6 separate regions of the Homo sapiens genome follow, and regions 2, 3, 4, 5 and 6 are each linked to region 1. Evidence: chromatin loops called from intact Hi-C (ENCODE). Cell type or tissue: K562. All regions are shown on one strand. Region 1 holds the start of CFAP299 (cilia and flagella associated protein 299). Region 2 overlaps ANTXR2 (ANTXR cell adhesion molecule 2). Region 3 has its middle 24 kb from the start of PRDM8. Region 4 overlaps LINC01088 (long intergenic non-protein coding RNA 1088). Region 5 holds the start of FGF5 (fibroblast growth factor 5). Region 6 has its middle 13 kb from the start of PAQR3.

What was found. Hi-C counts contacts between places; a loop is a spot of excess contacts. Peaks named below come from ENCODE experiments on the same cell type or tissue, not always from the same donor. Only the 100,000 strongest peaks of a DNase experiment are listed, where the experiment ranks them.
Region 2: a loop joins it to region 1, with 3 times the contacts of the local background. A loop is called at or near these places in 3 of 110 quality-filtered maps.
Region 3: it touches region 1 in a loop (9-fold over the local background); 18 of 110 quality-filtered maps call a loop at or near these places.
Region 4: it touches region 1 in a loop (5-fold over the local background); 3 of 110 quality-filtered maps call a loop at or near these places.
Region 5: it touches region 1 in a loop (2.3-fold over the local background); 9 of 110 quality-filtered maps call a loop at or near these places.
Region 6: it touches region 1 in a loop (10-fold over the local background); 31 of 110 quality-filtered maps call a loop at or near these places.

What each region holds. Positions count from the first base shown.
Region 1 is chr4:80,334,620-80,338,619 of GRCh38, forward strand. CFAP299 (cilia and flagella associated protein 299) reads left to right here and starts at 1,111. Exons shown (of 6, transcript NM_152770.3): 1 at 1,111-1,260. The coding sequence starts at 1,150. RefSeq lists an enhancer at 1,103-1,252. In K562, CTCF peaks have their summits at 1,342 (motif pointing left) and 2,207; DNase peaks (open chromatin) are centred at 1,092 and 2,192; H3K4me3 peaks cover 1,410 bases.
Region 2 is chr4:79,914,869-79,918,868 of GRCh38, forward strand. All of the region lies in intron 16 of ANTXR2 (ANTXR cell adhesion molecule 2), which reads right to left. Among named protein-coding and RNA genes, the nearest start is that of PCAT4, 89 kb to the left of the region's middle. In K562, a CTCF peak has its summit at 2,494 (motif pointing right); a DNase peak (open chromatin) is centred at 2,503.
Region 3 is chr4:80,219,289-80,223,288 of GRCh38, forward strand. No RefSeq gene overlaps it. Among named protein-coding and RNA genes, the nearest start is that of PRDM8, 24 kb to the left of the region's middle. In K562, a CTCF peak has its summit at 2,044 (motif pointing right); a DNase peak (open chromatin) is centred at 583.
Region 4 is chr4:79,039,976-79,043,975 of GRCh38, forward strand. All of the region lies in intron 2 of LINC01088 (long intergenic non-protein coding RNA 1088), which reads left to right. Among named protein-coding and RNA genes, the nearest start is that of LINC01088, 70 kb to the left of the region's middle. In K562, a CTCF peak has its summit at 2,301 (motif pointing right); a DNase peak (open chromatin) is centred at 2,326.
Region 5 is chr4:80,264,631-80,268,630 of GRCh38, forward strand. FGF5 (fibroblast growth factor 5) reads left to right here and starts at 2,034. Exons shown (of 3, transcript NM_004464.4): 1 at 2,034-2,549. The coding sequence starts at 2,195. RefSeq lists an enhancer at 1,729-2,260. In K562, no CTCF peak of the experiment used is centred here; DNase peaks (open chromatin) are centred at 1,091, 1,881 and 2,351; H3K4me3 peaks cover 1,862 bases.
Region 6 is chr4:78,950,499-78,954,498 of GRCh38, forward strand. No RefSeq gene overlaps it. Among named protein-coding and RNA genes, the nearest start is that of PAQR3, 13 kb to the left of the region's middle. In K562, CTCF peaks have their summits at 1,564 (motif pointing right) and 3,764; DNase peaks (open chromatin) are centred at 1,583 and 3,753.

The DNA.
Region 1 (4,000 bases):
CCAAATTCAATAATTAAATTGCATTCAAAAATAAGGCCCAAAATATCTTTAAAAACATGTCAGAATACATTCATTAAACAAACAAAAAAACAAGTTAGTAGCATCCTAAATATTGTGTCTATATCACTTAAAATTTGCAAGTCATGACATCCTAATTTTTAAGATGAACTTTTTAAATTAGGAAAGCTAACTGAAATGAAGTATCTTACCAGATGTTTTCATTAAAATTTTGTTAGCAAATCTGTGAAAATCTTCAAGATGAATTAGAAACGTACTTACAGAGCAACAATTAAAGGCTTAGCATTGTATTATATGCTAATTCCCAAGGATGGTTTGTAAAATATTAAAATCCAAAGATTGGTTCTGAACATATTTTGCCAGCTGTTGTGTTGGATTACTTTAAATTCATATTTTAAAAACACAATACTGTTCTGAAGAAAACAAAAAATCTTTAGTGAAAGACTTTATTTAATAAGATTTCACAGATATTTTATTCTTTAAAAAGGGCAGCTTCAACACAGCAAAATTTTTCACTGTGCTAAAATAGTAAAATAAGTGCAAGAACTTGGTGCCAAAAAAGGTCTGCAAAGACATTTTTTTGACTGAGTTTCTTTCCTTTGGGAATTTCATAAATTGCTTCTTGTACACAAACATTAGCAATAATTTACCTTTGTTATAACTTTAAAAATAATTTAACAAAATCATTATTTTATTATTGTCGTTGTCACAACACCATTTGATATACTTGTTTTTGAGACAGTCTTTTTGCAAAATGTCTCGGTATTTTTGTCTTGCATAACATTGTTTTAGAATGCAATTGGGAGCTAATTCCTAATATTTTGTCTAAGTATGTAGGCAGTGTCATACTTTTTAACTTTGGATTGCAGTTTGCACCTCTCTGGTTGCTCAACAGTTCACTGAAGCCTGAGTCGGTGGATGGGTATCCGACCTGAACTTGGGTGGGTAATTCCAGAAAGTTTTCACAGGAGTGAGGCAGAAGACAGAAACTGCAACAAACCGCCGGGGGGTGGGATTAACGTCCAAAGCTCACACCGGCTTCAACTGATTGGCAGGAACGAAGTGGGTGGAGCCTCCTGACCCTGCCCTCCTGCTTCCGTTGCTAGGGACGCTTCGGCCGAGGATACCGCAATGGATCAGGAAGAGGGGCTGAAGGCCTTGGACAATATTGTCACTCAATTCAACGCCTATGAAGATTTCCTGGACTCGCAGATCACTACTGTGGACTTGTACTACCTGGAGGTAAGGGCGGAGCGCGGCAGAGTAGCCGCCGCCGCGCGTCCCTCGGTCCCTCCTCGAGTTCCCGCTTCGTGGGCTGGTCGCCCCCTGGCGCTGGACAGCTCAGCTGTCAGGCGCCGCGGTTTCGGGACCGCGACACTAAAGCCGCTGGCGAGGTGAATTGCCGCGTCCTTACCGCCCCGCGCTCCCCGGTCCGGACAGAACTTGGGCCCCTAGAGTCACCCAGCGCAGAAACGCGCGGGCACACTCACACTGGGGAGCCATGAATTTGTGCTTCTTGGCCTCCCCTGCCTCCTCCCAGCCCACTCCCATTCCAAAGCCGCTCTCTGTGAGGAAGGAGGTCTGCTGAGAAGTCTCCGGCTGTGATCTAGGACAGACACCTGTTTCTCTCTGCTTTGCCAATTGGTATATTAAAGAACAGAAGATGGCATCTTTACACCAACCTAGTGTATTTGGTGTTATATTGGGCGTTTGGGTTCATGAACTTCCACCTCACACTAATTGATTCTGAAAGTACTTTAATTACAGAGACGCATTACAGGTAGTTGTGCAGACATATTCCTGATTCAAGTTTATCGAGTTGATGATCACAACTAACTTTGATAGTAAAAATATACACACAAAAAAGGAGCGAAACTGGACCTAATGGGTTGCTTTCCTCTGCCCAACAGCCAATCCCCTCCCCAGCTACCCCCGCTGCAGGGTGGTGGGGGACAGAGTGGAGTTCTTGTCCTGTGCCACGGGAGAACCCGGACGCGCAGGAATTAACAAGTCATCAGTGCTAGGAAGCTGGGAGGCGGACGATGGCTCCTAAAGTCCCAGTATATTCCTAGCCAAACTTCCCGGATAGGCCCACTGAATGGACACTCACCTGGAGAGTCGGCCGTGCTCTCCACAGGACCCAGAAATGCCTTATCCCTATTTAGGCCAGAGAGAACAGGCGCCACTATGTGGTGAAAAGCCACATCAGTCTGGGAAGGATTTGCATCCTGCCACCAGCTCCCCACACTTCTGAACTGCAACAAGGTAACTGCATTTTAGTGGATTGACACTTTTGGACTTCAAAGATTGGTTACAGAGGCATTTCACTTAAATATGGATTACAGGTTTCAAAAGTGTTATTCTTCAGTACATTTAAAAAATAAATGTAGGTGGTATTTCCAATATAGCTCCTGGCTTCAAAAGCAAAATTTTAAAACATTATACAGATAATATATTTAAAGTCATAAAAGTCAGTTTATGCCTTGCATCCAAGACACTGAAAAAGTAATGCTGCTAAACAATGTTTACATCTAAATTTTTGAATGTTTAAATAAACAAAAAATGAAATATACGCTATAAACATCTTGATAGACTAAAATCATCTTTGTAGCATATGTGGAAGATTGGCAAATTTAAACCTAGTATTATTAAGAAAGGTTTTAATATTTTTTAAGGCACAGTTCTTCATGTGAGTATGGACCTAAAACATTAATATTAATTACAGATGTGAAATTAATAATTTGTGTTTCATCAATCAGAATTTTTTTTTTTTTTTTTGAGATAGAGTTTCACTCTGTGGCCCAGGCCAGAGTGCAGTGGCCCCATCTCGGCTCACTGCAACCTCCGCTCCCCAGGTTCAAGTGATTCTCTTGCCTCAGCCTCCCAAGTTTCTGGGATTACAGGTCTGCACCACCATACCCAGCTAATTTTTGTATTTTTAGCAGAGACAGGGTTTCACCATGTTGGCCAGGCTGGTCTCGAACTCCTGACCTCAAGTGATCCACCGGCCTCAGCCTCCCAAAGTGCTGGAATTACAGGTGTGAGCCACCACACCCAGCCCATCAATCAGAATTCATTAAAGGTTTCCAAAATGGAAGGTGGTAATTATATTTGGGGAAATGACAAAGAAATTTACTTTTATATTTGGCATTGATTAAGCTTATTTTTGTTGTACTTTCATAAAAAGTAAGATGAAGATTTAGTTGAATAATGATAATTAGACAGGTATATATATGTTTACATATATATGTATATATTTGGATTGATTAGTGACAACTTTTAAAGTGCTATTATTTCTAGAGATCTACATTCTCAAATACTTTCTGTGGATGTAAGTTCATTGTGCACTTAGGTCACACAGAAACAAGTAGACTCCTCAGCATTCTTTCAGTAGTATGGCAAGCATGTTTCACAAATCATGGATCATGCTAAGTGAGCTGATACTTGTGCTTTTCCTCTCTCTCTCTCTCACACACATCATCATCATCAGTAACTGACTTTGATTTGAATGGAACAACTTTTAAAACATTTTATTTTAACTAACAAAATTGTCGATATTTATCATATACAACATGATGTTTTAAATTATATATATTGTGGAATGGCTAAATCAAGTTAACATATGTATTACCTCACATAATTATCATTTTTTTGTGGTGAGAACACTTAAAAATCTATTTTCTTGACATTTTAAAAGAACATAATATATTGTTATTAACTGTAGTCACAATGTTATACAAGAGATCTCTTGAATTTATTTGAATGAAACAAATTGTAAACTGTAAATTAGAGGTAGCATGTTTAGTTAGAAGAGGCTAGAGTCACAAGATTTTTTTTTGGTTCTAACTCTGCAATATTGTGTTTTTAATCAACTTGAAATTCCATTTTTTACCTACAAAATGAAACAGTTGGACTAGATTATTCAAGTTTCCTAAAGTATATAAAATGTTATGAGTTATCTATACTTTCATCTGATTATCTG
Region 2 (4,000 bases), 420 kb before region 1:
AGTTTCAATTCATCACAAAGAGCACAGCTCTGTGTGGAAACTTTATTCTATTACACACTTTTCTTCTGTATAAGAAGATACAGAATGTACCAAGGATATGACAGAAACAAAAGTCTGGTCATAATAAAGGCTAAACTCACAATCGGAATCTTTAACTTCACTCAAATAATTTTCAGGCAATGATTAGTATATCTTAGAGTGGGAAGCTTATTGACATTTTCCCAGAAATTGTTGCTAGCAAAACCTTCTCATGAGCCTCATAATAAGTAAGAAGGGAATGGAGATGCCCTGAAGAAAAATGTCTGATATTACATTACTACTCTGCAGTTAAATAAACCAAGAGGTGAAAATATGACAACAGTAGGAACTGACATATTTGCTGTTGCCTAGGTATAGAGACCCCAACTCCACTGCAATATTTAAAACTGACTTCACTGTCTCATTTTCACCATGGCCGGTAATAGCAGCATTAACCAGAGCAAGTGTCATGTCTCCCATCTCTTGAGCATTAAAATTCCACTGGCATTAACGCTTGTGAGCTCCTTTACTAGCTATCTGCACAGGATGTATTTCACTGCTATAACTGTTATAGTATTATGCTCACCTCATAAATATCCATTGACAAGCTGAAGCAAACAACTGCACTTTAGTTTAGACTTTTCAAACACAGTTAGCTGATTTATTTATAAATCACTTCTAAAAAAAGGTTACTAAACCTTCATGTTGTGTACGACAGTAAAGAGTGTTTCAAATTTAAAATTGTATACAAAGCATCCACACGCATAGACACAGAGACAAATCAAGAGGTCCAGGAAATCACTGATATAAGGAGAGACTTGAGAACACAATAGCCATTTTGAGTAGAGATTTTCTGTAGCAAATGGAGATACAGAACTGAAGAAAAGGCATGTAGTATCACATCTTTCTCTCTCTGTCTCTGTCTCTGTCTCTGTCTCTCTCCCTCTCTCTCTCTCTCTCTCTCTCTCTCTCTCTCTATATATATATATATACATAAAGAATCTGTGCTATCTTTTGCTCTAAATAAAACTGCAAAATTTTGAGCTGAAATATAAATTCCACATACTCTTTTCTAATGGAAGCTCAACCTATAAATGTCCAATTTTACAGTAGAGACCACGCACCATATGGATATTCAGTAGATGTCATGAAGAGAAGTTCTGAGTTTGGCTGAAAAATTTACCTTTAAATGTTTTTTATTCAGTATCTTTAATCTGTCATGGCACCTGCAAAATTTCAGTGACTCTATACATATGGTTAATATTTATTTTGCAAATACCCATTTTTAAATATTTGTTGAAATTCAGGCATACAGTTGGCAGTTAATGGTACACCTAAACCACACCTCATAAGATGAAATAGATGCTTCTAAATTATTAATTCCAAGTAAGATACATATCTAGATGTAGATATAGATATCTATAAAAATCTTTGTTGGAAATACCTTCTTTTGTGCTTCCTAATAAGTCAAAATGGGAGGTAGATGCCCCAAAGGTATTAATAAATAGATATAGATATAATCAGGACAGAATTCTATATACCTTTTTAGTTGCTTAACATTTATTTTGTGAGGCACATAGTAGATAATGTAGAAATTGTTTTCTGCTTTCTAATCTCAATTAGAATACAGATCATTTCATAGATCTTAAATCAATAGTAAAAAAATTTCTCATAATATGACCTTAAAGCAATAAAAAAACAGAAAGCAATTTATGAATATTGTAGCATTACTGGTGTTAACAAGAAATTGAAAATGATCCAAATGTCCACCAGGAAGAGAAAAGTCGAATAAATTAAGATACAGATAGAAAATGGAATGCTATAAATAATATACATCTGTTAGAAAGAATGAGGAAAATTTCTATACACCATTGTGGAGTGATGAACAGGATTTATGAAGGGGGTTAAAATGAAGGAGCATATAGTATACACACTATAGCATCTTTTATATTACAAAAAAGAAAGATACACTGGCATTAACATATGCTTAATTTTTAAAGGGAAAGAAAAAAATAATTCGTTTGAAAATAAAATTGGTTAGCAACAGGTGAGAGGTACAGAGTAGACTGAATAAGAATGTAAATGAGATAAATTTCAATATATCTTGTTATATGCTATTAAATACAAACATGTAAATGTTTGACTTTTGAAAAACAGTTACACAATAAAAAGAAATCCCAACAAATTAAAATAAACTTCACTAAGTGCAAGGCGGAGGCCTGCCAAAAGCATAGAACATGGCAGGAAAGCTGGTGTGGAGAGGTCCTACCACAGTATCTGAGGCTTTCTTTGAGAGCCAAGAAGTAGTCAACTGAAGGCTGGGAGAAAGGCAAGAGGGTAGAGAAATATTTCCTCCTCCAAAGGCACATGGAGCCTTCTCAAAGGGAATAGAAGCAGCCCACTGAAGGTTTGGGACATGGCAAGAGGAAAGAAAAAAAAATAGCCCTGAGGGACCCAGAGCCTTCCCCAACCACAAGGTGGCAGCCTGCTGAAACCTGGAAGCAGAACTGAGAAGTATCCCACCAAAACTCATGGGGCCCTCTCAGATTGCAAGTCATTGGCCAGTCCAAGTCTGCAGGCAGAAAATCAGTTTGAAAGTGGGTCTCCCAAGGTACAGAAAGTTTGGCCAGTTAAGGGGACTGTGGCAGTTAGAGACAAAAGAGACCTCCGCTGCAACTTTACAAGCTTGCTGATGAACTGTAATGGAAAAAGCAAGAGAGATAGAGATAACTCTCTACTGAAGGCAAATCCTTAATCCTATCCTCAAATTCATGAAAGCTACTAGTGAACTAAAAATAAGTAAGAGTAAAACTTAACTACAGATTAGCAACAGGACAAAGGAAGTGGTATGTGCTTTTCTAAGGGTAAACGTTACCAGACGAGTCTCTTTTTTAATTCCCAATATCTAGTATAAAATTACAAATTATGGTACACACAAAGAAGCATAAAAGTATGACTCATAATCAATGAAAACACAGATAATATAGGCAAATCTACAGGTGGTTTAGATGTTGCAGTTAATAGACATGGACTTCAAATAGCTATGATAAAAATAATAAAAGATCTGGCAAAAAAGGCAGGTAACATGCATAAAGATACTGGGAACATCAGAAGAGATGGAAACTATAAATAAGAAACTGTAATAATAGGATACCAAAACTAAAGAGAAAATATACAATATCCGAAATAAAAAATGTATTTGATTGGTGTTAAAGTAGAACGGACACAGCAGAAGAAACACTCACTGAATTTGAAGGTAGGAGAATAGATATTGTTCAAATTAAAAAATAAAGAAGAAAATAACTAAGGAGAATCTGAGCCCTATGAGACAATATCCAATGGTTTGTCATATAAGTAATAAGTGTCCCATAAGGAGAGGACAAAAAATGGGGCTAAAAAACTACTTGAAAAATAAATGCTCAGAACTTCCTAGAATTGATAGAAGACACAAACTTACAGATCAAAGAAACTCAGTTAACCATGAGAAGGATAAATACATAGAAACCCAGGGAATATAGAGTTAAACTTCTGAAAACCAAGAATGTCATGAAAGCATAACTCTTTCCCCTTACCCTGCCCCACAATGAGATATAAAGAGGGAATGGTGATAAGCACGACAGTTGACTTTTTATTAAAAAACAATGAAGGACACGAGGCTATGGAACACTCTAAAATAGTAAATGGGGAAAAATATCAATTAAGATGTCTCCATTCAGAGAAAATACCCTTTAAAACTAAAGACATTCTCAGACAAACAAAATATGAGATCATTTATCCACAATAGCTTTTAACAAGTGCGAAAAGTTCTTGAGACAGAAGAAAAAAGACACTGGGGATGGAAGCTCAGGTTTGCAGGAAGAAATAGAGAAACAGAATAGTAAATATGTGACTAAATACACAAGTAATATAAATAAAGAAAATAAATTTTTATGACACTATTACTTAAAGGAATAAATAATAACATATTGAATTCATAACATAT
Region 3 (4,000 bases), 120 kb before region 1:
CTGAATCTCAGTTTTCTTCCCGGTAAACTGGAATATTGACAACTATATATGGTTGTGGTAAAGATTAGAGATAAAATATGGAAGTCCAAGTCAAATGATAGGCTGATAGGCACTAGATATATTGAATATATTATTTTCATAATCCTCCTCTGTAGGTCTTTGTGAATCTTCCATTGCCTTGCGGTTTCTAAACTTTAGGGCTATAAACCCTTTTGTTTGTTTTGTGAATAAAAAGAGAGGTGTTTCCTGTGTTCTTTCTGTGCAGTAAAGAAGATGTTGGGAAACTATGAAAGGAGATGTCCTGGGATACAGCTTGTTCATTTTCATGAAACTGGTAGGTGGAAAATTAACTAAGACAAATCAACTTGGGATGTGAACCATGGGCTCCTCTACTCCTCAGAATAGAGTCCTTATTTTCCCCAAACATCTTGAGTAAAAACCCATTCCCCCAGACTCGTTTGGAATCTCAGCACTCAGGAGTTCCCTTCCCTGGTGGTCTGGTGGAGCCCAGGAATGCTGGCCTTTAGGGCACACAGCCAGACCTGTTTGCTCACTCATGCTTGGAGTGAGCAGCATGGGAGGTCCTGATAAGCTGGCTACTAAAGGATGCAAGATGCATTCTGAGCGGTTGTATCCACTAGTGAGACAAGTCGTCAAATGGTCACTAAGGAATCTGTATTCTAAAAGAATAAAGGCATATTATCCTATGAAAGCCCTAAAAATGATTCTATGTAAAATATTTTCAAATATCTATATGACTTTGGAGAAAAACCAGCTAATCCCTTAAAATAATCTTTCAGAGCTCTTCTTTTCTAAAGGACCTAGAATAATCAAAATCTAAGTAGCTATTAATAATGACAAAAAAACTCATGGTTTTGTAGTTTCTGTCTTACAACAGAGTGAAGTAAAAAAATCATGGAGAATAGGGTAAATTTTAATCCTTGTTTGATTCAGTCTCTGTCTGAATGAAGTTTGAAGTATGTATGAAAAGTAAATCAAAGTAATACTAAGCTTACACACCCCCATTTTATATTCATATTTCTCCAAGTAAGTATGGAGCTGAACTAGCAGAAGTTTTCAACAGTTACTGAAACCTCACTAATACTATAAAACGACAATATTTAGTTGGGGAAGATCTATAAAGTTCAGCTTCTAAAAAATTCCCTAACCTTATGACAATTTTCCTATGTTAGGAAGAGAATAAAATGATAGTTCAAGATGTTTCAGCATATTTCCACATGCTCTTTAGAACTTGCTTGGGATTTTTATGTTTAAATGAAAACATAGTTTGTGAAGATATTTCTCATTTTCTGTAATAAATATCATCTTACTTTTTATTTTACTCTTTGGAAAAGACAGCTATCTTTAAAAAAAACATAATTTATGATGCCTTTTAAGAGAAATTGCATCTTTATCTTAATGAAGATCTCTTCTATTTTTACTATTTCATTACACCGCCATAAATCAACATCTTGTTTTCAACGTGAGCTTTGTAAATAGATTTCCTTTAAGATCCTGAAGTGAGGAAGCAACTGGGGCTGGTTTATGGCACTTGTTCAGCAGCAGAGGATCTGGACTGCTGCAGAGGATTAATCTTATTTTAGAATTCGGGAAACCAGCATGTGCTGTCTGGTCAGTCTTGGAGAGGTGTGCCACAGACCAGCTATATGAAAGGCAAAAGAAATGAAACATCAGTCCCAGAAATGCATGTGCTGATGAGATTCCATCACTCATTTCTCAGGAATCTAATTTGTATCTGTCATAGGCCAATTGGAAATGCATTTTTGACCAATAAATATCATGCCATGTGTGAAAAGTAGTTTTTACAGTTTATCTTATTTTAAACATATTAGATCATATTAAGATAATTTGTGAAATCCTTTTGAAGCAATGATTTTTAAATTTGGAAAGCAATCCAAATAAATACATTATGTTACTAAGAGTGTTTTTAAAATATGTTATCCAGATTCTATGCCCTTAGCCATTTATATTTATAATAAAAACTTATATTTATTCAAACATGAAAAGAGCCTACTTTATCAGTGAAGCTAAGAGCCCACTAGAGGTCACTTTTTCAACTTATTTTCCTTAATAACTGAAAAATTCAACCTAGATTCTCATCACTGTGTCTTTCTTATATGTCCTTGTTCACAGAGTTAGAACTTTTATTTCCTTCCAGAAAAAAAAAATTCTGCTATTTCTCAAAGTTTTTTTTTCTAAAATCCTTCTAATAATACTCCTAAGAACTTTTTCTTATTTCCTGAGGTCACAATTAATTTTTTTTCCATTTTTTTTCAAGATGGGGGTCTCACTATGTTGTCCAGGCTAGAATGCATATAGGTATGATCATAGCACACTACAGGCTTGAACACAGGCTCGAGATCCTCCTGCTTCAGCCTCTGGAGTAGCTTGGGTTACAGGTGCACACCACCTCACCTAGCTTCCTGAGGTCACATATTCTTATTTTTTAAGTATAATTTCTATTGTGACATTTTAAATGACCTTCTTAAGTACCTAATGAAATCTATATTATTTTTGCTTACTTAAATGTTATTATTTGAATACTAGCAACGTCTATTTCCTAAAGTTTTAATGGACTTTACAATGTTATACTAGTATGAAAGAACCAGAGGATGTGCAGCCTTCTTAAGACTTAGAAGTATCCGTTTAATTTCTATTTCTTGCTGCAAACACCAGTACTGCTGAAAAATGCACAGCATTAACACCTGTTGAATTGAATCTCTGTTTTCATCATCTTTTCCCTGGTGATCCATTAGAGCTGTTTTGAACCACGTTTTAAAAAGCAATATTTCTAAAGTGTGAATGCCTGATGTACTTTACATAAATAAAGGACATTTTATCATTTTTTCCTTACATTTGAGGTTTTGACTAGCATGAAAATGTTCACAAGCTGCTATTACGTTGTTAGTTTCACTACTTGTGCATAAAAAGTAGCATTTCAAACATAGTCTTGCGTGTAAACTATTAGGCCATCTGGAATAAGGTTACGGGTGTCCTGGCTTCCTAAACGCCCACATATATTTCTTGTATCCATAACTACATTGATTCTAAAGTATTTTCTCAGTAATTTAAAAAATTTAACAAAATTGCCATTTTAAAACCCAGAAATAGTATGATATCTCATTTATCAATAGAATAGGGACATTAGTAGGAAAATCACATACAGAGGCTTATTCTTACCTTCCAAGGAATATCTATCGCTTTATGTCATTCATCTATCACTCACCTATCTAGATACACTATAACAAAGGCTACTTTAACATAATTTGTGCCACTTTTGGAAAGACCTTATTGAAGAATATATTTATTATCTGAAAAAAGAGTTAAAACATCAGATGGGCTTTAAATTGTTTTACAAATAATAACTAATTTTAACAGTGTTACCTGTTCAGACCTTGTGATAAACACTCACATTCAAATGTGTGTTCACTTAGAATATATATCATAGTATTTTGTTGTTTTGTGTACACAGGTATTTTAAATAAAAAGTAACACTGAACAACTTCTCGTATGTGTTTGGTTTTATTCAATAATAGATGTTGGAGATATCTACGTGTTGTTTCCTATACATCTCTCCCATTTTTTTTTTAACTACACATACTGTCCTTGAGAATGGATGTACCCATAGTTAACCCATTTTTCTAGTGAAGAACATTTAGTTTGTTTCTACTTTTTCCCTCTTACAAACAATGTGGCTGTGTATATCCTTGTATACATGATCAAGCATTTCTCTACAGTACATATTGTGATATAATTGCTAGATTATAAAGAAGAGGCATTTATTTTATTGATTCTGTCAAATAGCTCTCTCAAGTGGCTGCACCTAACAGTGCTTGTAGAATACTAGACAACCTACACCCTTACCAGCATTCAGTATAAAGCTTTAAATTTTTTATTTTCATGCTATCTCACATTTGAAATTGCATTTTCCTAGTTATTAGTACTAGTTAAGTTTATCTTCTTTTCTTATGTTTATTGA
Region 4 (4,000 bases), 1.3 Mb before region 1:
TTCCCATTGCTATTTCAGTCTTTATAACTTTGGTCCCACAATGTTTCTCTCTCTCTCTCTCTCTTTTTATGAATGAGCATTTCCCCACATTATTAAATTTCCTTCAAAATATGATTTTTATGCTCAACATCACTAATCATTAGAGAAATGCAAATCAAAACCACAATGAGATGCCATCTCACACCAGTCAGAGTGGCTATTATTAAAAGTCAAAAAACAACAGATTCTGGCAAGGTTGCTGAGAACAATGTATGCTTATATACTGTTGGTAGGAATGTAAATTAGCTCAGCCATTGTGGAAAGCAGTTTAGTGATTTCTCAAAGAACTCAAAACAGAATTACCATTTGACACAGTAATCCCATTGCTGAATATATACCCAAAGGAATATAAATTGTTCTGCCATGGAAACACATGCATGCATATGTTCATTACAGCATTATTCACAATAGTAAAAACATAGAATTAACCTAAATGCCCATCAATGGTAGACTGGATAAAGAAAATGTGTTATATACACACCATGGAATACTGTGCAGCCATAAAAAAGAATGAGAACATGTCTTTTGCAGCAACATGGATGGAGCTGGGGGCCATTATCCTAAGCAAACTAACACAAGAACAGAAAACAAAATACTGCATGTTCCCACTTATAAGTGGGAGCTAAACATTGAGTACATATGGACACAAAGAACAGACACCGGGGCCTGCTTAAGGTTGGAGAGAGTGAGGAGTGTGAGGATTGAAAAACTACCTATTTGGTACTATGCTTATTACCTGGGTGCCAAAATAATCTGTACACCCAGCTCCCATGACACACAATTTACCTATATAATATACCTGCATGTGCATCCCCAAACCTAAATAAAAGTTCAGACAAACATGATTTTTATGTTTTTGTGTTACTTTATCATATGGTTGTGTCCGATTTAAAAATCCCTCTATTTTGGCCAGGCGCAGTGGCTCACGCCTGTAATCCCAGCATTTTGGGAGGCCGAGGTGGGTGGATCACCTGAGGTTAGGAGTTCGAGACCAGCTTGGCCAAATGGCAAAACCCTGTCTCTACTAAAAATACAAAAATTAGCTGGGTGTGGTAGGGGGCGCCTGTAATCCCAGCTACTCACGAGGCTGAGGTAGGAGAATCGCTTGAACCCGGGAGGCAGAGGTTGCAGTGAGCTGAGATCTCACCACTGCACTCCAGCCTGGGCAACAGAGTGAGACTCTGTCTCAAAAAAAAAAAAAAAGAGTACCTCTATTTTTACTTAGATTATTTCCCCTCTTGGGCTCTTATAAATAATATTTCTGTACACATTTATATTTAAAAACATCTCTGGTCATTTCCTTAGGCTAAATTTCTAGAAATACAAATTCAGGGGCATAAGATCATATTTTTTAAAATAATGAAATACTTATTCTCCCATCAAAAGTATGATAGCATCTGTCTCACTAGAGTCTTGATTATTATTATCTAAAACAATCTTGTTAATTCAGTAGATAAAAATTTTATGTTATTTTAATCAATGTTTTTGAATGCTAGTGAGATAGAACATTTTTTGCATGTGTGTGTGATTTGCATCTCTAATTTTTGTAGTTTGTGATGTTTTGAATAGACATTTTAAATTTTAATGTAGTAAAATCTATTTTTTCTCATTTTCTACTGGTTTTATATTGATAAAACAGTTACATAAGTTAAATATTTATCTTTATTTTCTTCCTATTTTATAGTATTTAAAAAACCCAAAATATTTAACTCTTTATCTAAAATACATTTTGGTGCACCTTGTAAAATGAGCATTCAAAATTAAATTGGATAAATTTAATTTTTTCAAATAGGTAATAGTTTTCCAATTGTTAATTTTTACACAGGTTCTTGACTAGTTTCAAATACTGAGGTTTTAAATTTCATTTTTATATTTGATAGACTGAGTGCTCCTTCATTAATTTTTTTTCCAAAATATCTTTGTGTGTGTGTTGATTTTTCATCCAGAGAAATTTTAGAATAATGTTATCTACCTTCTTCCAAAATGTTACATTGGAAAAAATCGACATATTTAAGTATTTTGTGTTTCTTCATTTAGTCAGATCTTATTTTACATTTTTTTCAGTAGTCTATTTTTAGTCAGATAAGTTCCATACATATTTTTGTCATGGTTATTCATAGGCATTTTGTATAGATTGCTACTCTGAATAAGATATTTTATTCTACTGTATTTTCTAGCTCAATTTACTGGGATACATCTTTAAAATAGTTTTTCATAGTCATTTTTAATAGTTCCCACTGTTAATTTCAGCACCAGAGGGAGCTGTAGGGTAGTGGAAAAAGCCCTCATCATTGAGAAGGCCTGAATCTGAGTCCAGGCTCTGCAAATTATTTCCCATGTAGCCTTGGCCAAATTATCTATGAAATGGGAGAATTCTTCCTGCCTCTCACAGGGTGTTGGGAAAATCCACTCAGAAGAGTAGGCACTCTTATTATACAATGTGGGCAGCTGATTAATTTACCTAGGTGTGAGGCAGAACTTAACAGGCAGTAGTTTTTATCTGGAGATGGGGAAAAAGAAAAAGCATTAGTAGCATTTCCAGGATTTGATATTAAAGTCAATATCAGCTTCTCATTTTATGCATTATAAATATCACCTGAAATTGGATGACAGATCATTAGAATGGTATTGCGGGACAAACAGTGACTGGGAAGCCAGGGAACATGAGTCCTGGTCCCCACGGTGCCACTCTGTTGGGTGATCCTGCACCATTCAGTCTTTTGGGACCTCAGTTTGCTAATATGTAAAATAAAAATTCAAATGTAAGTCAAGACGCATAAACTAATTCAAGATTGTTTCCACAAATAAAATTAGTGTACTCAGTGGAATACATGACTTATTCTGGACATGCTTTATGATTTTCTGGATTGGTTTCCAGTGTCCTGGTGTAGACTTATGATACCTGATTTGGATGGGTTTCTTGCACTGCCTAAAGTTATCGTAATTGACAGGTTAACAAACGTGAATCTTTCAGGATTTTTTTTTAAAAAATAAATAAAACGATGGTGAAAGCACTACAGTTTTTCTATTTCAAATATATACATGTATTTAAAAATTCTCAAGCTATTATGTCTTTTAGACTATGAAAGCATCAGCAGACCCTTAACTAGAGCTTTGTGAGGGGCAGCGCTGCAATCCAATGAATAATATCTATGAATCCAGGATCACGTTGGATATTATCACTCATTACCATTGTGAGAAAAGGATGATTAAACTAATAGTTACTCGGAGACACTTCTGATGACAGGAGGCTATGATGAAAATAAACTGGCTTCAATATACATTTAGAACCGGTAATAATGGGATGTGGCAGGAAGCCAATAAATGAACATGGCCCTCCGCTCTGATCAATGAATTACTTTCCCTTCTCTTTCCCTGCTCTTGAGGGCAGCACAGGAACCTTAATGAAAAATCAATAACCCTCTGTAATTCAGAAATGGAATCAATCGTTTGACCTGACTTTTTCTTTTTCCTTGCTAAGAGAATGCTTAGCTCAAGATAGAATTCAGTTGTAAAGAGCTGTTCTTCAAAAAGCCTACAGAAGACACCTGATATCAGTCCACAACAATTTATACCTGCGATGGGTAGGACTTTTCTTCCTTGCCATCTTAAGGAGTAATGAGTCTTACGTTTATTTTCCCCCACAGTTCTTCCTCATAATCCCTATCTTAAAAATTATATGCAACCATTAGTTGTTTTGTTTTTTTAATGGTTCTTGTGGCAGTTACTGCTATCAGTGCTGCAGATGCTTTAAAACATAGGTTGATAGCTGTGGATGCTGTCTTTAAACCCATCTGGGATCAAATGGGAATCAATTTTTCCACAGATCTCTCTGCATACTTCCTCTAGCATCTGTTAACTATTAAATTTGTGCTCAAAACAAGCCAGGGCCCACGTGCCCTTGACCTAAAGGCAATTAGGACAGGCTGAAAGGTAATTAGGATGTAGGTTTAAAAATAGT
Region 5 (4,000 bases), 70 kb before region 1:
GAAGGGAGCAAAGACAAGAGGCTGATAACAGCTCCAGAAACTGGACTCCAGAGTCCTCTTGACCTCCTGGGTTTAGACAGGGGGCTGATAGTGCAGCTGGGGCAGGAACCACTCTCCTCCTCTTTCAGCAGACTCCTTGGGAAAAGGAAAGGGAGAAACAAGCAGCTGGATTTGCTTTGGAGAATCTTCGTCACTTGAGGAATGGGCTGTGTATTTGCGTGGCATGGGGGAACTTACAAATGGCATTCAGCAGCATCAATGTGGCTTAAACCCTGACAGCTTTGCCACAGACCTCAGGGCATTGCCTGAAGAAGGAACAGCACCCAGGTTCAGAACCATCCTACAATCATCCTCCCCAGAAGAAGGTGATTTCAGTCAAGTAGACCATTCTGAGAGATACTGTGACTGTTCTCAATGTCTACTTTTAGGGTTGCCTTGTAAGGATCTGCCTACCCACCCTAGTTAAGGGAGAAGTATATAACTTGAGCCTAGAACAGTGGACAGGGGGTGTGTTCAGCTCTGGACAGTATCTCATGTAGTGTGCCCATGTTATGCACATCTATGTGTGATGTCCTCTTTCTTTATCACAGTGGTTTTACTACACTTTCCAGGTAACCTTCTGTTTTACAAGTACTTTGATGTTACTCTGGCGGTGGAAGATTCCAAACCTGAAAAATCTGCATTGTTTTATATGCGTTTCATTATTGAGATGGAAAACCTTAAGTAGGTACTCAATAATGGGTAAGGCCGTTTCTTAGCTTCAACCTTGGTTCATCTGAATTGACCTTATCAGTCAATAGCACGGGCCGTTTCATTAAAATAACCAATGAATAATGTATCATAGCTTAGTTTAAAGTTTCAAATATGTTTTTAGACAGAAACATTCCAAGCATGCAAGTCAGGTGTATTTCCCAGATAAATAACAGTCTGGGGACGTTGCCCGTACAGGGAAATTCTCTGTTCTCAAGGAAATTTTCCCTTCTCGGGTTTCCTGAGGTTGAAATCCAGCGCGCACGTCATTAATCATTCACTGAGGTCGGTCCCTCAGTCAATGGCAGGTCTGGGTAAGCTAAAGCGAGCAGTTAGCTAACCCTTCCTGCCACGGGGATCCTGGGGCGAAAGAGGACAACTGGGCGGTCAGTTACATGTGCTGGTGTCCAGCCGCTGCCTCTCTTTCCCCGGTCGGAGCGCGGGGGTGCGTGTGCCCTCACTCTCACGAATACAGACGGAGAGCTTCCCAGAAGGAAAAACAAATTCGTCATAATGTTCAGCGCAGCCGAGAGTTTCCAACAAGAAAGCAGCTCCAGTCGTGGCATGATGACTCAGGGTGGCGTTTTAAACGCTGAATAAACCCATTCCTTAGCTCTTTAATAAATCGCTAATAACAGCAAAAACAGCCTTCTCCCCGAACCGCGCCACACCAAAGGCTTCCCAAGTTGGGCTGCGAATCCCTGTTTGGTTTTCCAACGCCGAAAGACGTAGAAGCAGTGGGATCTCCTGGTGGGACGCATTTCTCCAAGGGCTCCCAGAGAGAGGACGAGATAGCAGGGTTTACAGGGCAAAGAGAGGAGAACCTGGAAATCGTGTCCTGGGGGGCAAGAGTGCGTTGCCCAGTCACAAGTGTGCTGTAGAGGTGGGAGAGGACAAGGACCCATTTCCACATTTCAACCCTCCGTTTCTATCGCTGCCCCTGGAGGACTCAGCTGCTAACGCCGAGCTCGTTTCCACGCGGCTCTGGTCCTAGTCGGGGAATCCGGGTGGCCGCGCGACGCGAGAGAACTGCTGGGATGCGTGGCCCTGGTATGGGCGCACCCAGCGTCCGGGGCGCAGGTTCTCTCAGCCCAGCTTCTCCTCCCACTCACTCGCTCGGATCTCCTCCCTCCTTCACATCCCCCGCCCCCGGGACCGCGAGGCTCCCTCCCCGCACCGGCCAGTGAGTACACAAAGCCGCGGGTGAGGGGAAGCTTCGCAGGCGTGCACGGAGCAGTGAGATCACTGGCGTTATAAATATCCCGGTGCCAGCGCGGAGATCCGCTCGGGTGGCCTCTCTCTTCCCCTCTCCCCTTCTCTTCCCCGAGGCTATGTCCACCCGGTGCGGCGAGGCGGGCAGAGCCAGAGGCACGCAGCCGCACAGGGGCTACAGAGCCCAGAATCAGCCCTACAAGATGCACTTAGGACCCCCGCGGCTGGAAGAATGAGCTTGTCCTTCCTCCTCCTCCTCTTCTTCAGCCACCTGATCCTCAGCGCCTGGGCTCACGGGGAGAAGCGTCTCGCCCCCAAAGGGCAACCCGGACCCGCTGCCACTGATAGGAACCCTAGAGGCTCCAGCAGCAGACAGAGCAGCAGTAGCGCTATGTCTTCCTCTTCTGCCTCCTCCTCCCCCGCAGCTTCTCTGGGCAGCCAAGGAAGTGGCTTGGAGCAGAGCAGTTTCCAGTGGAGCCCCTCGGGGCGCCGGACCGGCAGCCTCTACTGCAGAGTGGGCATCGGTTTCCATCTGCAGATCTACCCGGATGGCAAAGTCAATGGATCCCACGAAGCCAATATGTTAAGTAAGTTACTCGCTCTCCTACAAAACCCGTCCTAGGCGGCCGCGGAAGATTCGGGAGGGACAGCAGGTATTCGCCGGGACACAGGCTCACCTTCCTGAGCCCAGGCCACTGGGACCAAGCTGATACTCAGAAACAGCCGGGCGGGTTGGGTGGAGATGCATCTATATGGCGTGCGCACACGCACCCCTCTCCTGGGCATGAGGAATTGCGATTTCTCAGGTGTATGTTACCTAGAGGCTGGTGCCCAGACGGGTACCTTGTTTTCAGTTTGCTCTAGCCTCAAAGACGAGTCCCCAGCCATGACAGGAGAGAACAAAAAACTCATTTCTTCTCACTCAATTTGTTTACCTTCTGCTTATGAACTAGCCTGGCATTTTTCATTAGGCATCAAAGGCAGCCCTTCTCCCTATCCATAACTGAAGTTATTTTTTGAAAAGAAGAATCAAATCCCAAATACTTCCCTCTTCCATCCGCTACCATAAACCTCAAATTAATATTGTATATGTATATGTATATATGTATATAAGTCTATGTATACAATGTATACACATAGGTAGATAGATAGATAGATAGATAGATACACAGATAGATAGACAGACAGATAGATAACTAGGGGACACCAGACAGACATTCCTGCTTGGAAGAAGATTGTGCTCTAGAAAACTGGACGCGTTTAGAGAGGGAGACATGATAAACATTGAAATTACTAACTCCAGAGTTGGATTTAACAATGTTTAGTATCTTGAGACCATGACTACACCGTATTAGGAGAGTGGCCAGCCTTTGGTCCCCAAGAACAGTTAGGGGAAAGTTCCTTATTTTAGAAGAAACGCAGAGGTTAAATTTGGTAGGGGTGCAGATTTTGTAGGACTTTTTATAAACAAAGTTTTAAATTTTCCCTCTGAGTTTTTTCTTTCAGCACGCTCTCTTTTTTCCTTTCTCATCTCCTCTTCCCTTCCACCCCATCTATGTTTCCAGACCATCGCAGCCACTCCTCTGGTTTCTCTTCACTGCCTCTAGGCAGCTGGGGGCAGGGACGGTTTGGGGCTGTGAGTAGGAGTGGGGAGATCTCTGTGGGGCTTTTGCTCAGTAGGGCCAGATCGCTCTTCCAGCGCGGGTTGGTCCACCAGGCAGAGCCCCAGCCAGGGCCTGTCAGGTACCCAGGGAGACCGGAAATGTAGCCAGGAGACAGCAGCGCTCACAGTCACCTGGTTTCAGTGTCAGCCTGGTTGCTCCTAGATGTTCCTAACTTGCTCCATCTCAGACCAAAGACTCCACGGGCCATTGGGCTCCTTCTTACACAGGCTCCAGAGGAGCGTGGACACCACCGGCGGTCTGAAGATTTGGCAGCCAGCAGTCTCCAGAGGGGGGTCGGAGGCGCGCAAGTGGGTAAGGCGGTAGGCTGGCTAGCCTCCTCCGGTGGGTTAAGGGGGCCTAATGCGGAAGACCTG
Region 6 (4,000 bases), 1.4 Mb before region 1:
CCTATCTTCTTATTACTTGTTTTCTTATATTTTCTTCGGTATGAATATATACACTCCAGTTCAAGAAAATGAAGGGATTTTTTCTTAATTTGGGCTGATGTATTTTTATTTTTAATAAATGCTGTCAGAAACAGGACCACCATTTGCAGAGCCCAGAATTAAACAAACACCATCTTGCAGAATGGTTAAGAAAATGCATCAGGAACCACTAATAGTAGAAATCACCTCTTATAACAGACAGGAGTAGTAGCTTGCAATAATCTCATATCTGATTTGAACTTATAAAATTGAGGAAGTTCAGTGGTGGCTTCATCATCTATTTGCAGTGTAAAATTTAGGAAAATATGCATAAAAGATGAAAAATGCAAGTTAACATAATGTTTCATTTTTCAGTGGTGTTTTGAATTATTATTGGGAGCCTGTTTGTATCAGAGAAAAGAATGAGAAGAGACATTTATCAAGAATTTAAAGGAGCTACTCTATAGTAAAAGATGATTGGGTACATCTTCAATAGAATTCTTTAACTCTATTGTGGCAAATTGAGAAATAGGTTGAAATAATGGCGTAAAACCAAAAAAATCAAGGTTGGCTCTGCTCTTTGGAGTACCAGGTACCACATACACCACAAGGCCCTGCCTAACTCAGAAGATCATCTCCATTAGTCCAACACAGAGACCTAAATGATTGTTGTGTCTTCAGAAATACCTCATGAAAAAGTGTTCAAATTACTTTGGTGATGAGATCAATTAGCATTTGTCGTGAAATCATTTACCAGATTAGCTAGTCACTACCTAGGTTAGAACCCTGAGAAAATAAAGCACAGGCAGTTTAGTTTTGTTGAGAGTAAGGGGGATTGTGGGAAGTTCCTAGCATGAAGTATTTATAAGGAAGAAGGAAGGAGGAGCTGAAAAAGGAGGTGGGAGACAGGGAAAAGGAAGCAGGAGCATCCTGGAGTCTTAGAGGATCAACTGGCTGTAAACTTTTGAAAGACAGGAAATATGGTGGGTTCACCATTGTATGCAGGTTAAATATCACAGCACCTGGGACATAGCAGGTGCACAAAAAAATATTTATTGAACAGATGAAAGAACGTATGTTCTAAAATGAGGGCTGGTATCGATTCTGAAAGGGGCGGAAGGAGAGCATTCCAAAGTAAATTTATGTAACAAAGTTTTCCTGGCCCTGGCCCTGCTGAAGCTTGTAGAGCCATGGGTATGAATATAAGAGGCTGTGGAATTTCCTTCTGTAAGATCTTTAAAAATGGTATAGATTCTTACATATCTGGAGGGGTTCCTATGAAAACCAGGAGAATGATCTGAATAATCTGAATAGCCTCTGGTTCTTTCTTCCTTGGGCTTTTGATTTGTTTTTGTTTTTCAATTTCAAGAGATGCAATGCAAAATTATATATTGCCATAATTACTACCATGCAAATAACAATAATAATTTATTGAGTTTACTGTATGCCAGACAACTTGCTGAGTGTGGAATCTCCACTAATGAATTGTCTCATTTTTATTAACTCTGAGGATTTTGTCAGTTATTATACAGTCCTCCTGCAGATGGCACTCTTCTCCTGCAGAATTGTCACCTCTTGCGCTCTGGACTTGAGCCTTACACTGAGATAGGGATGAGAAATGAGTGATTTTAAGGTTGGTACACTATGATTAAAAAAAAAATTATCTATATATGATTTGAAATTCCTAAATATGAATAATCCAGCCCATTAGAAATTTAAAGAGTTTTTAAAATACGAAACTTAAGTTCACAAAATTTTTCAATGGCTTTGCAGCTTTGTCTTTATCTTTATCATAACGGAACATAATTTGCTGTTCTATTTTCCTCAGGAAAACTAAACAAAGAATGTTTTTTGACAGGCAAGCTTCAGCTCAGAAGATGGATAAATAGCTCTTCCCCTCCCCTATGCTTCACTTTGAACTTCCCTCTCTACCTAATCTCTGGCTCATCTTTCCTCTTTTGGAGGGCCCAGGGTGATTGAGCCTGTCGAGATGAATAGCTGGTGAAATCTGACTGGTTCCTGGGTGGGCCACTGTTCATCAGGCTCACCTGGTCCAGCTGGGACTCAGCTTTTCCTTCCACAGTGTGGCCACAGCTAGCGCTGAGTACAGGCCTTCGGAAACCTGCAGGTATAGATGGGTAAAGCAGAATTAACAACATGCCCAGAAATAGCAATTTCGTTATTACTATTCCACGGTATTTACAAAGACACTGTTTTGTGCTTGCATAGCTTTCTTTATGCTTCTGGGCAAATGTGTAAAACATTTTTAGCTCTTATGTGGCTCCGGCAAGTCAATATGTCACCTCCAGTGATAGCATCTAGTTGTCTGGCACACATGTGAAACATTTAGAATTATATAGCTCAGAGCTCTGGAATTGGTATTACCTATTTTATCAGATGCCTGTGTATAGCGCTATAAGGCACTGCTTCTTAGAGTATGATCTATTGATCATCTGCTTGTGAATCACTAGGATGTATGTTAAGAACAACAAAAATAAAACAAAATCTTAGACCTGCCTTTCTTCCCAGCTGCATAACCAGACTATGAAGGATTTAAAAGAAACTGTCATTCTTGCCCTCACTAAAGCTTCAGAACCATGAGAAAACAGTGCTTTCAGGAGCTAGCAGTTCCCTGAGCACAAATTAAAAGTCTGATTTTAGTACTGGCCTCCAACTACTATCCTTTTCCACTTGGGGATATCGTTAGTGATCTCCCACTCTTTTTATTCTCAATTAATTAAAGCTTATCCCCAGAGTCTTTATTCAGTAAAGATGATCTGAGAATCCCCCTAAGTTTAGTGCTTTTTAATAAGGTCTCCACTGCTTGCTTAAGGGAACTCTAAATTCCAGCACGCTTCTTTCTTCTGGATTAAGGGCTGGCGCAGTCAGGATCTCTTGTGTAACTTTGTCCTCCTCCTACCCACATCTGTCTGGTCTCTTCTGGCCACCCTCTTTTCCTTCGTACTAGCAAGCAATGATTGTTTAAGATCTGATCCAGTGTCCTTCCTCAGAGGAGAATTCCTCGAATCCTCCTGGAAGAGGTGGTTGAACAGTCAGAGCAGTTACTGCACTGCTCCGTAACTTGTTTCCTATCATCTTGGAAGTAGTTCCCATCTTATTTGAATCCCTGGTATTAAGCCTAGGGCCTTGTAAATAGTAAATGCTCAGTAGATGTGTATTGACTCACTCAAAGATTAAAAAAAACACCTTTCACTTCTGTTCTTGTATAAAATTATAAACCAAATGTTAATAAGTGAGCTCCTTGAGCATACACCCATGGCTTTTTCGTCTGTTAACATGAACAAATGAACTTGTGAAAGAAAATGTTCTTTTCCATATACAAACAAAATGTTATTTCCATATACAAACTTGAGACACCGTGGACACTAAGGATAGGGGCCATATTTCATTCATGTTCATACCTCCAGCTCTTAGCACAGTATGTAGCACGTAATAGCACTTGCTAAATGTTTGCTGAAATAAAATTCAAGAAGCTACCCACGAATCACTCTATGTTACCTCAGGCAGTACAGGAGAAAAGGCAGCCTCACTTTTACATATGTGCCTGGAACGTTCTCACAAGCAGAGAGTTAGTTAGAGGGCTTGTCCTAGGTGCTGCAGCTATTTAGAGGTGGATGCCAGACTAGAAATCGGGGCCGTTCAGGTTTAGAGGAGTCATGCCTCAGCAGGAACAGGTGGAAAAACAATCTTTTTGAGCAGGCTGTAACGCAACATATCGTTGGTAGGGGGCAATGCTGGCACACAATATACATGAAAGAGGCCGACTTTCAGAAGAGGAGACTTGGGAAAGTTTAGGGTATCCTTTGGAATCAATGGATGGAACCATGACCAGTGTAACAGCAACCACAACCAGCACCAGAGCCAGAACTAGCACCACAACCACCACCAATATTAATGGCCATTTATTTCATGATTGGTGAATGGCAGCACTGATTTTTTAGAACCGAAGTCTTCTGATTTT